Regions from separate parts of the Homo sapiens genome. Here all the other regions are linked to region 1. The links are chromatin contacts, found by Hi-C or POLR2A ChIA-PET in ENCODE. All regions are on one chromosome and are shown on one strand. Each heading gives the region's core, a stretch centred on a gene start or an enhancer-like site at or near the end of the contact. The rest is flanking DNA. Distances are from core to core; before and after follow the strand shown. Region 1 overlaps LOC100129603 (a long non-coding RNA gene). Region 2 overlaps GNA12 (G protein subunit alpha 12). Region 3 overlaps GNA12 (G protein subunit alpha 12).

Region 1 (3,655 bases), core at 698-3,197:
TAGAAACGTGGTTTCACTGTGTTGGCCAGGCTGGTCTCGAACTCCTGACCTCAGGTAATCTGCCCACCTCGGCCTCCCAAAGTGCTGAGATTACAGGTGTGAGCCACCATGCCCGGCTTTTTTTTTTTTTTGAAATGGAGTCTCTCTTTGTTGCCCAGACTGGAGTGCAGTGGCACAACCTTGGCTCACTGCAACCTCTGCCACCCGGGTTCAAGTGATTCTCCTTCCTCAGCCTCCCAAGTGGCTGGGATTACAGTTCCCTGCCACCATGCCCAGCTGATTTTTGTATTATTACTAGAGACAAGGTTTCACTATGTCGGCCAGGCTGGTCTTGAACTCCTGATCTCAGGTGATCCACCCACCTTGACCTCCCAAAGTGCTGGGATTCCAGGCGTGAGCCACTGCACCCGGCCTTTTTGTTATTTGTTTTGAGACAGGGTCTCACTGTCACACAGGCTGGAGTGCAGTGGCTCAATCATAGCTCACTGCAGCCTTAACCTCCTGGGCTCAAGCAATCCTCCTGCCTCACCCTCCTGAGTAGCTGGAACTACAGGCATGCACCACCATGCCCAGCTAATTTTTTGTTGTTGTTATTTTGTAGAGATGTAGACGTCTTGCTATGTTTCCTAGTGTATTAGTCTGTTCTTGCAGTGCTGTAAAGAACTACCTGAAATCAGGTAATTTATAAATAAAAGAGGTTTAATTGACTCACCGTTCCACAGACTATACAGGAAGCATGGCTAGGGAAGGCCTCAGGAAACTCACAATCACGGTGGAAGGCAACGGCGAAGCAGACACGTCTTACATGGACAGAGGAGAAGGAAGAGAAAGAACGGGGAGATGCTACATACTTTTAATCAACCAGATCTCGTGAGAACTCACTCAATATCATGAGAACAGCAAGGGAGAATTCCTCCCCCATGATCCAATCACCTCCCATCAGGCCCCACCTGCAGCACTGGGGCTAACAATTCAACACGAGATTTGGCTGGGAACACAGATGCAAACCATATCACCCAGGCTGGTGTTGAACCCCTGGGCTCAAGCAATCCTCGTGCCTTGGCCTCCCAAAGTGTTGGAATTACAGGCGTGAGCAGCTGCACCGGGCCAGGATGGCTTCTTCTCACAAGGAGTGTCTACTCCCAAACCCAGTGCTGACCTTGTGGCCCTGCTCCATGAAATGCTCCAACACCCACCCACCTTCCAAGCCAGCACCAGGGGAGCTGCCTGGCCCATTGCTCTCCCAACACACATTTCGGCCACCAAGCCCTGGCTCCAAACTTGTCCCTTCACTTTATCCCAGATGCAACACCTGCAAATGGCAGCCGTCCATTGATCCCGACAACAAAAACAGTGAGGCATTGACTTCTCCCAATCTGCCCCCAGCCACAGACCAGATTCAGCTGAAACTGGCATCAGCTGGGTGGGATCCTCTTGAGTGGCTCCTTTTGCCTAACGGGCAGGTTCCAGACAGCCTAGCACGTTTCATCAGGGTTGCCACGACCAGGCCCTGTGGATATCAGCAGGCTTTCCTATTCTCACTGGCCAGTCTCTGGACCGGCCCTGGTCTCCCAGCCACAGCACTTCCTCCTGCATCACCTTTGTGGGTGCCCTTAACAGACGTCTGCACCTTTCCCACCATGTACTTGCAACCTCCCTCCTCTGAGAAGCCCTCCGGTCTCTCTCTGGCTTGCAGCAGGGGGGCTGTGGCTCCTCTAGGCCCCCAGAGCTCCTGCAGCTGCCCCTCCCCTGTTGCAGTCCGCACCTCACCACGCTCCACTTCCTCCTTTCCAAACCTGTTGTTCCCACGGCCCTGTGAGTGCCAGGAAAGATGACACACATCTCCTGTCTCTCTCCCCAGCCAAGACTCTGCCCCACAAACAGGCCTGATGTTTTCACACACCTGGGAGTTACTTTAATCTGCGATGCTGAGACATGCAGACATGGGCATCCCTGCCAGGAAAAAAGGAGTTTACACTCACTGACCCCTGAAAACCGGAGGCAGCCCCCGCAGGGCTGCAGGCGGAAGCACCTGGGTGGGTCATGAGTTAGAGAGATAGGGGACTAGTGCGGCTGTCCCCTTATTCAGACAGCTCTCCAATCAGGAAACCACTGTTATTAAAAGTCCCCTTGCTTATTTCATTTTGCTAAGCCTTACTTGCATGCATCGTGTATCTTTCACATAACATTTCCCCATTTGCTTATGTCACAGGGTTCGCTAACTACAGGCGAGAAAGAAAACATTCCCAATGAGTGCAGACACACGTGCCCTCTATTGTGTTCATTCCGGGTTAAATAATTAGGTTATTGGGAGTCTCTGTTTTTGTCTTTGGTTTTTTTTTAGAGACAGGGTCTCACTCTGTCACCCAGGCTGCAGTGCAGTGGCACAATCACAGCTCACTGCAGCCTCGACCTCCCTGATCTCAAGCAATTCTCCCACCTCAGCCTCCCAAGTAGCTGGGACTACAGGTGTGCACCACCACACTCAGCTAATTATTATTATTATTATTATTTGTAGAGACAGAGTTTCTCCATGTTGCCCAGTCTTCTGGTCTCAAACTCCTGAGCTCAAGCAATTTGCCGGCCTCGGTATTGGTGTTTTAAATGCTCAATGTTACGCAAAAATGCTTGGTGGATTCCCACCCCCCACCCCAATACAATGAAACATGGTATCTCATTCAAAAGCGTTGCCCTACTTGTGACTCCTTTCAAGGAGTGGGTTAGGTTGATTTTTCACTCAGCAATCAGCAATAGAGTTTCAATTCATTATTTTAAACTGCTACATAGTATTCTATAATATGGATATACCTAAATGCATCCAGCTACTCTATAGATGAAAATTTACTTTGTTTCTATTTTCCCCCACTCCAGACAATACTATACCATCCTTGGGTTGTTGTTTTTTCCTCCAGTATAAACCACGCAGTAAAAATCATTCATTTTCCGGCCAGGCTTGGTGGCTTACACCTATAATCCCAGCACTTTCGGAGGCTGAGGTGGGAGGATCACCTGAGGTCAGGAGTTCAAGACCAGCCTCACTAACATTAAAAATACTCTATTAAAAATACAAAAATTAGCCAGGTGTAGTGGCTCCTGCCTATAATCTCAGCTACTTGGAAGGTTGAGGTAGGAGAATCTCTTGAATCTAGGAGGCAGAGGTTGCAGTGAGCTGAGATCTTGCCACTGCACTCCAGCCTGGGTGACAGAGCAAGACTCTGTCTCACACAAAAAAAAAAAAAAAAAAAAAAAAAAAAAAAAAATCATTCGTTTTCCTTGTCCCAAACAGTGCTGCAATAAACATCCTCCTCTATGTTTTTCATGTGTCGTTGGTTTTACTAGTGTAGGACAGATTCCCAAAAGTGAGGTTTCTTGCTAAAGAGCATGCATTTTAAATTTTAATAGACATTGTATGGTTAATTTGTGTAAAGTTGAAAGCAATTCACACTCATGAACAAGGAATTTGAGTACCCAGCTTCGTGTATTGTTGAGGCATTGGAAGTTACTGTTCATTTTCTAGACTAAGAGATGAAAAATAGTATCCCATAATTAATTTTATTTGCACCTTGAATGTGAGGTTGAGCAACTGTTTCTAAGCCCGATAGGCAATTTTGATGCCCCCTTCTGTGAACTGTCTGTTTATATCTTCTTGAACTAT
Region 2 (3,655 bases), core at 631-3,130, 420 kb before region 1:
CTGGCACTATTTTATATTAAGCAAAGAAAGACTAAATTTATTTTAATAAACATTCAGAGGCTGAGGGTGGCCAAATTTTCAAGCCAGACCCTCCCAATGTTAATACACTGTGCAAAGCTTACACCATGAACAACTGACCCGGACCACTACCATTCCAATGGGAGCCTCTGCCTTACAATACCAGGTTAGATGTCTGTGCCCAGAACCCCTAAATTAGTTACAACTAATAATCTTCTTTCAAGAGTTTTTTTTTTCAATCTTGGAGTTAACAATCTGACTTATTTTTCTTTTATCAAAGAAGTAGGAAAATTACAATAAGAATTCTAGAGATCTCTATAAATTACAGACCTATGACTCAAAATCCTTGAAACAATTTCTCTACGAACATAAGAGTTAAAAATAGATTTCAGTAAAACCCTATATGCGTCTTATGTGTACACAGTATAGCTATGAGGAACAGATCTTATTTTGAGGAACTTTATTGTTACATTTTTGCAATAATTGAGGCACAACTACCTCCTGCTTTTCCAACATCTTAATAAAAAAGACAATAAGGATTAACAGTGAAATTAAAATTAAAAAATACAAAAGCCTAAGGTTCTGGAGACAAAACTGACTAGAGTCTATGTGTAGCCAAGTTGTGAATGACAGTTTAGCCTTGCAGAGTTTCCTTCTTCTCCAATTACAATGTGTTACAGAATTTGGAAGGGGGTGTCTTTAAAAACGTTCTAATTCACCCCGGTCATGAGGAGGAGGAGGAGGAAGTCCAGCTCAGCAAGGCCAAGTGCCTCGGCCAGGGCGGTGGGGTCAGCGCTGAGCGGGTCAAGAGCCCGCGCCGGGGGCCATCCCCCTGCGCTTTCTATCGAGTTAAACGGACCCCACAATATCTCCTTCCTCTCATGCTTCTGGTTTGAAAGTGACGAGTAAATATGTCAGACTGTTTAAAGGAAAACAAGCACTCATTGACAAGGCCGGACTACTCAGGAAGGTGTTTCAAACAACTCCCCTGCTACGCGAATCACAGCGCTGCTGTCGCCAACAGCGCCGCGAAGAGGCTCTCCCCGTTGGCGGAGGACCCGCTTGCACTTCCTCTGGGCTCTGGATTCTAACACACACAGGAGACACAGCGAAAGCTGACCCAGAAGGCAAACAAAGCTCACCACGCTCCGGACCGGGCTGCGCGTCACTGTTGCAGACTGCAAATGGGACCTGAGACCACCCCGAGGGCCCCACCAGGAGCTCTCTTTCTCCTTTAAAACGTGGTCATCGGCACTCATCTCCGGTCACATCCGTGAGGTCTGTGAAGAGCCACAGAAGCAGTACAAAAACAGCGACTTCTTTATCCAGCCAAAAAAGGAGCCACAAGCCCAGCAAACACTGACACACAGCCTCGAGCACTGCGAGAGAGAGTTCCATGCTGTCTCCCGATGAGAACGCTGTGCTAACAGGGTGACCCAGAGGCAGGTTTCCCCTCCCTCTTCTGCTTCTGCATCTGCCCCAAGGGCTTGCGTTTACCGGGTTTGCGGAAAACAAGCCAAGGGTGAGCTGCAGAGGGGCTCGGGGCTCGGGGCAGCACGGCCTCGGGACGAGGGCCCTGGGATATGTGACTGAGCCACAGCAACATTCGGGTGCCAATTAAGAGGACGCTTTTCATTTTCTTGTAAATGCTAGGACACATCCCAAAACACACTAGGCAGGATTTCTCAGTAGAGTGATACACAGAGGGGACCAGCTTGGAATGCAATGTATTTTAAACACAGTGAAAGCCACCTGGCAGGTAGCTGGACAAGTGAGCTGGGCCCAGGACTGGCCAGCTCGTATCAACATTCACAGGCTCCCGCGGGCTCCCCCAGGACAGCGGCATCCGAGAGTGTTTACTCTTCTGCAAGCACAGTCATAGAAGCGAGGGGCCTCGATGAGAATCAGACTTAGGGAGAGCGGCGAACAGGCACGGCTGTCCAAAGGCACTGGTGGAGCGGCAGTTTGGAGAAACTCAAGATTCCTCCAGCGTCTGTGGGCTTCCCGAAAGGTCAGCTGTTAGCTCGCCAAGCAGCTGGGGCATTAACAAAAGCTCTGCTAGTGGCCTTGCCAGCTTTCTGAAGCCCCAGAAGAGGAATGTTTCTGAAAGAAGGAAACGCTATGTGCTGCCAACTGTGTGTGAGCAGATGACTTGCAGGAAGATGGGAGAGCCGTCTGCAAGGGGACCTGGTTTCTGTGTCTTTGCCGTTGGGTTGGGCAGTGGGTGGCTAAGGGGAGAAGAGCACCGCTGTGTGTGCACGGACGGAGCGGCAGTCACCGTGGGCATCCTGTCTCACTCCGTGTTGTGCTGCTGGGCATGGGGCAGGGTGGGAAGGGCTGAGCCTGCTGTAGGGGCGTAAGGTGAATCCACACCTGCAGAGCTCTGCAGCCCGTCCTCAGAGCTGGGAAGGGATCCTAGGCACGGCTCCTCAGCTTCATCTGAGAGGCTTGGACTAGGGGCTCTTAGGAAATCGGCACGGGAGTTTGAAAAGGCAACGTGCTCCCTTTGGGAGGTGGCCTTCAGACACTGCGGCTGGGGCTGCAGGGCCGGGCTCAGGCACTGAGTTTAGCAGCATCGGCGTGCACTGGATCTCTACAAGCTACTGTTAGGCAAAGCTTTCAGGTTAGTCTGTCTCAGGGAAGACTTGTGAGTTAGAAAAGCCGTCTGCAAGGCCAGCTGGTTTTTGTGTTTCTGTCATTAAAGACAGAGCGTGTGTACACACATACACACACAACACGGTCCTCAATTAAACTGCGTCAGAAAAAGAGGAACGTTTCTGTAAAAGCAAAGCAAGCTGTGTGATTAGGTGTTCCGTATTCACAACATCATCACTCGGATTTTCAGTAGTTTCACTCGCCCCCAGGATTCAGTAGCTAACGTGACAGTTTCCATGTCCTTTTGCCTAGAGCTCGCTGGCTGGCTGGTCTGACAGCATTCCTGAGCCAGGTATTCCAGGGCACGGATCCGAGAAACCCACTCAAGGACCACACAGACAACACACACCCAAGAGTCTGACCGACAGCCGTGGGGGCTGCTCAACGACGACAAACCCCGGGGCTTCCTCGCTCACTGCAGCATGATGTCCTTCAGGTTCTCCTGCAGGATGGTGTCTTTCACAGCATGGAACACGAAGCGGACGTTCTCGGTGTCGATGGCGGTGGTGAAGTGGTGGAAGAGTGGCTTGCTGCGGTTCCGTCTCTTCCTGTCGAAGCACTGGACCAGGTAGCGCTGGACGTCCTCCAGCCTGTGCGGGTCGCCCCTGAAGTCCGGGAAGTGCTTCTTGATGCTCACGGTCTTCACCTTCTCCACCAGGAGGTCCATCTTGTTGAGGAAGAGAATGATGGAGACGTTGAAGAAGAGCTTGTTGTTGACGATGGTCTCGAAGATGTTCATGGACTCCACCAGCCGGTTGGTGCGCCTGTCCTCCATGAGGACCTGGTCGTACTCGCTGGAGGAGACCATGAACAGGATGGACGTGATCCCGTCGAAGCACTGGAACCACTTCTGGCGCTGGGACCGCTGGCCGCCCACATCCACCATCTTAAAGGGGATCTTCTTAATAACGAAGTCATGCTCCACAATTCCCTTGGTGGCTTTCCTAGCCAGCAGGATATCTTGCTTACTAGGAAAGTAATT
Region 3 (3,655 bases), core at 705-3,204, 390 kb before region 1:
TACGAGTTCAAGACCAGCCTGGGCAATAGAGTGAGACCTCATCTCTGCAAAAAATTTTTAAAAATTAGTCAGGTGTGGTGGCACACGCCTATAGTCCCAGCTACTCAGGAGGCTGAGGCAGGAAGATCTCTTGAGCCCGGGAGGTCGAGGCTGCAGTGAGCCACAATCGTGCCACTGCACTACAGCCTGAGTGAGACCCTGTCTCAAACAAACAAACAAACAAACAAAAACATAGGAGAGGATCTGTGTGATCTTGGGTTAGGAAAAGATTTCTGTGCTGTCAGAATTCTAAGATGAGCCTCGATGACAGACGCCCCTGTCTTTCCCTGGAGTGTGGAAGGGACCTGAGAATATGATGGAACATCACTTTTGTGATTTGGTTACTTTAAGTTAGTCAAAGAGGAGGTGCTCTTGGGCCAGGTATGGTGGCTCATGCCAAGGTGGGAGGATCCCTTGAGCCCAGGCCATTTGAGGTTGGTCTGGGTAACACAGTGAGACCTCATCTCTATTAAAAATTTAAAAAGTAGCCGGGTGTGGTGGCACATGCCTGTAGTTCCAGCTACTCAGGAGGCTGAAGTGGAAGGTTCTCTTGAGCTGGGGAGTTCGAGGCTGCAGTGAACCGTGATTGTGCCAGTGGCACTCCAGTCTGGGCAACAGAGCGATACTCTGTCCCAAGGCGGGGGAAAAAAGGAGGTGACCTTGGCAGGCCCGATCTAATCAGGTGGGCCTTTTTTTTTTTTTTTTTTTTTTTTGAGACGGAGTCTTGCTCTGTCACCCAGGCTGGAGTGTAGTGGCACGATCTTGGCTCACTGCAAGCTCTGCCTCCCGGGTTCACGCCATTCTCCTGCCTCAGCCTCCCAAGTAGCTGGGACCGCAGCGCCCGCCACCATGCCCGGCTAATTTTTTGTAGTTTTAGTAGAGACAGGGTTTCGCCATGTCAGGTGGGCCTTTTAAAAGAGGTGCTCTCCTGCTGACCTAGAAGAAAGCACACAGCCGTGTTATGAGGAGGAGCCACGTGGCAAGGAAGTGAGGGCACCCCTAGGAGCTGCCAGCTAGTAAGAAAATGGGACATCAGTCAGAGGACTGCAAGGAAATGAACTCTGCCAGTACCAGTGAGCTTGAAAAAGGATGACAAGCCTTAGATGGGAACGCGGCCAGGTGCACCAGCCTGCGAGGTTCCGAGCAGAGCACGTGGCGAACTCTGGATGCCCAGGCTGCTGACCCAAGCACATTGGGAGATCATTACATCTGTGCCGTTTTAAGTTGCTAATTGGTGGTAATCTTTTCATCCAGCAACAAAAAACCTTTAGTACTTCTTAGGGCAAAATAACCATGAAGCATAAAGGAAAATGTCATCTTCCCTGCACATTCTCAGCCCCAGGGACCTCTTGCACTTAGTACGTACTGAACGCTTGCTGAGTCAATGAAGACATGTGTTTTTTCAAACCTGACTTTTTAAATGGCAGCTTAAATATTTTTTCCTTTAATAGCTTAGTGGTTCTCTGACTCCTGTTCGCTGTCCCCACATCAGAATAGCAATAATAAGGAATGATTCTTCCCTCCCCCTGCAAATGTAGCTGCCTGGTTAACACAGAACACAAGCTCTACAGACCTAATAAATGTCTGGAAAACCTCTTGCTTGGGGATGAGTCACTCCCTAACTCAAAACCAACAGGATGAGTCAGCAGCTGTTGCTTCAGGCTCTTTATGGAAAGCCCCTCTATTTTTACTATCCTATTCTTAAACAAAGACAAAAACCCAAAAACTCAACATCTCCCCAACTATCGATGCTTACAGTATTAGAAATGAAAACTCAGAGCTTTTAAGAAAACAAGGCTTTAGGGCCGGGTGCAGTGGCTCACACTGTAATCCTAGCACTTTAAGAAAACAAGGCTCTGCAAACACTTATCTCATTCGCCATCCAAGTGATGACATCCTCATACGTCGTGTGGCCTCTGAAAAGCTCCAATGCAGGCTTGCACATGAAAGAGGGTGTAAAGGGCAGACAGTGTCTCAGCAGTTTCATGTGTTCTGTGCTGTCAGGGTTCTAAGACGAGCCTCAATGACACACGCCCTGTGCAATTTCTTCCCCTGCAGCGTGGGAGGAAGCTGGAGTGTGATGGAACGTATCTCCTGTGATTGGGCGACTTTCAGCTAAGCCAAAGGGAGGTGATCTTGGTGGGCCTGATCTAATCAGGGGAGCCTTTCAAGGAACCTGGGGGAACCCCTGAAAGGGTCTCGGGGGCCCCCACAGCACACTTGGAGGAACCCCTGTGCTAGAGAGGTTGGTGCCTGTGTAGCAGCGTGCCCCTAACAGCAGAGTCACAGCCCTAGGCTGGAAGCCACCAGTGCCCACCTCTGGTTCAGTGGATAATCAAGTGCAGTTTACTCATCTAATAGAACACCACAGAAGAATGGATATGAGAGGGTTATCACCGCATGTATCAACATGATGGGTCTCTGCTGGGCGCGGTGGCTCATGCCTATAATCCCAGCGCTCTGGGAGGCCGAGGTGGATCACCTGAGGTCAGGAGTTCGAGACCAGCCTCCTGATATGGTGAAACACCGTCTCTACTAAAAATACAAAAACTAGCGGGGCGTGGTGGTGGGCGCCTGTAATCCCAGCTACTGGGGAGGCTGAGGCAGGAGAATCACTTGAACCCAGGGGGCGGAGGTTGCAATGAGCCGAGATTACACCATTGCACTCAGCCCTGGGCCACAGAGCAAAACACTGTCTCAAAATAAATAAATAAATAAATAAATAAATAAATAAATAAATAAATAAATAAAATAAAAATAAAAACCCCATGATGGATCTCAAAATATAACGCTGAAGAAATAAGTCATAAAATGGTTATACTGTCCTTATTTACATGAAGTTAAAACACAGGCAAAAGGAAACAAAGCGCTAGCTGTAAGAACTCACACCTACCTTGCACTTCCTATGTGCCTGCACTGTTCTAAGGGCCTCCCCCATATCACCTTCATTCTCACAATACTCACGGTGTGTTATTACTGTTCTGTCCATGTGACAGATGGGAAGACTGAGACAAAGTGGTTAAATAACATGCCCAAGTGGTAAGTTACTACTGTTTAGGAATAGGTGGTAAAAAGACAAGTAAAAGGAAAGGAATAATTAGCCAAATACTAGAATAGTGGTGACGCTGGGGTGGCGGTAGTGGCTCACATGGGGTTTATGAATTACTGTTGATGTTTTTCATCTGAGTGGCAGGTTCAGAGGTGTTTGTTCATGCTGTTTCACGCTGTGCCTATTTTTTCAGACCCTCTTCTGTAGTCATACAGGATAGGAGAGAGATGTATACACTTCAGAATTTTAAAAAGAGCAAAAGAGAAAAAACACAGACTGAAGGCCATGAAAAAAACTGTCCTTAGGGCTGGGCCGCTCCCTCCAGGCAGTTTCTGCAACGGGTGCAGATGCCGTCCAATGCGATTGTCCGCCCCCGTCTCAGAGCCCCACGGCCAGCTGAGGTCCTTTGAAAAGCTCCGCTCCCTGCTTTCTGCCACCTGCTCCTGCCAAGCAGGCTGTGTAGGCTGGAAGCCACCAGTGGCTTTGTCACATGACCACAAATGCATAAAAATGACAGGAACACTCAGTTTTAAAAGTATTTTTTAAAATATGAAAACACTAGGATGT

The links. A loop is a pair of places that touch in the nucleus more often than their neighbours do. ChIA-PET counts read pairs that join two places held with the same protein, here RNA polymerase II (POLR2A). Pooled maps may share reads with other maps.
Region 2: a map with no recorded cell type shows a loop between it and region 1 (4-fold over the local background). The contact joins two enhancer-like sites. A Hi-C loop is called at or near these places in 4 of 37 single-sample maps with no recorded cell type and 5 of 50 pooled maps. POLR2A ChIA-PET finds 5 or more read pairs at or near these places in 2 of 52 experiments (OCI-LY7 and activated T-cell).
Region 3: a loop to region 1 is called in a pooled map, with 2.1 times the contacts of the local background. The contact joins two enhancer-like sites. A Hi-C loop is called at or near these places in 3 of 50 pooled maps. POLR2A ChIA-PET finds 5 or more read pairs at or near these places in 2 of 52 experiments (CD4-positive, alpha-beta memory T cell and activated T-cell).

The regions. Positions count from the first base shown.
Region 1 is chr7:3,148,269-3,151,923 of GRCh38, forward strand. It overlaps LOC100129603 (a long non-coding RNA gene), which reads right to left. Exons shown (of 4, transcript NR_126024.1): 3 at 713-800. Among named protein-coding and RNA genes, the nearest start is that of CARD11, 110 kb to the left of the region's middle. Within about 2 kb of position 1,948, at least 2 of the 41 ENCODE cell types and tissues checked have a DNase peak (open chromatin) inside an H3K27ac peak, as active enhancers do.
Region 2 is chr7:2,728,096-2,731,750 of GRCh38, forward strand. It overlaps GNA12 (G protein subunit alpha 12), which reads right to left. Exons shown (of 4, transcript NM_007353.3): 4 at 10-3,655. The coding sequence ends at 3,086. It also overlaps a transcript of AMZ1 not described here. Among named protein-coding and RNA genes, the nearest start is that of AMZ1, 42 kb to the left of the region's middle. Within about 2 kb of position 1,881, at least 16 of the 41 ENCODE cell types and tissues checked have a DNase peak (open chromatin) inside an H3K27ac peak, as active enhancers do.
Region 3 is chr7:2,756,402-2,760,056 of GRCh38, forward strand. All of the region lies in intron 2 of GNA12 (G protein subunit alpha 12), which reads right to left. It also overlaps a transcript of AMZ1 not described here. Among named protein-coding and RNA genes, the nearest start is that of AMZ1, 70 kb to the left of the region's middle. RefSeq lists an enhancer at 1,587-1,876. Within about 2 kb of position 1,955, at least 37 of the 41 ENCODE cell types and tissues checked have a DNase peak (open chromatin) inside an H3K27ac peak, as active enhancers do.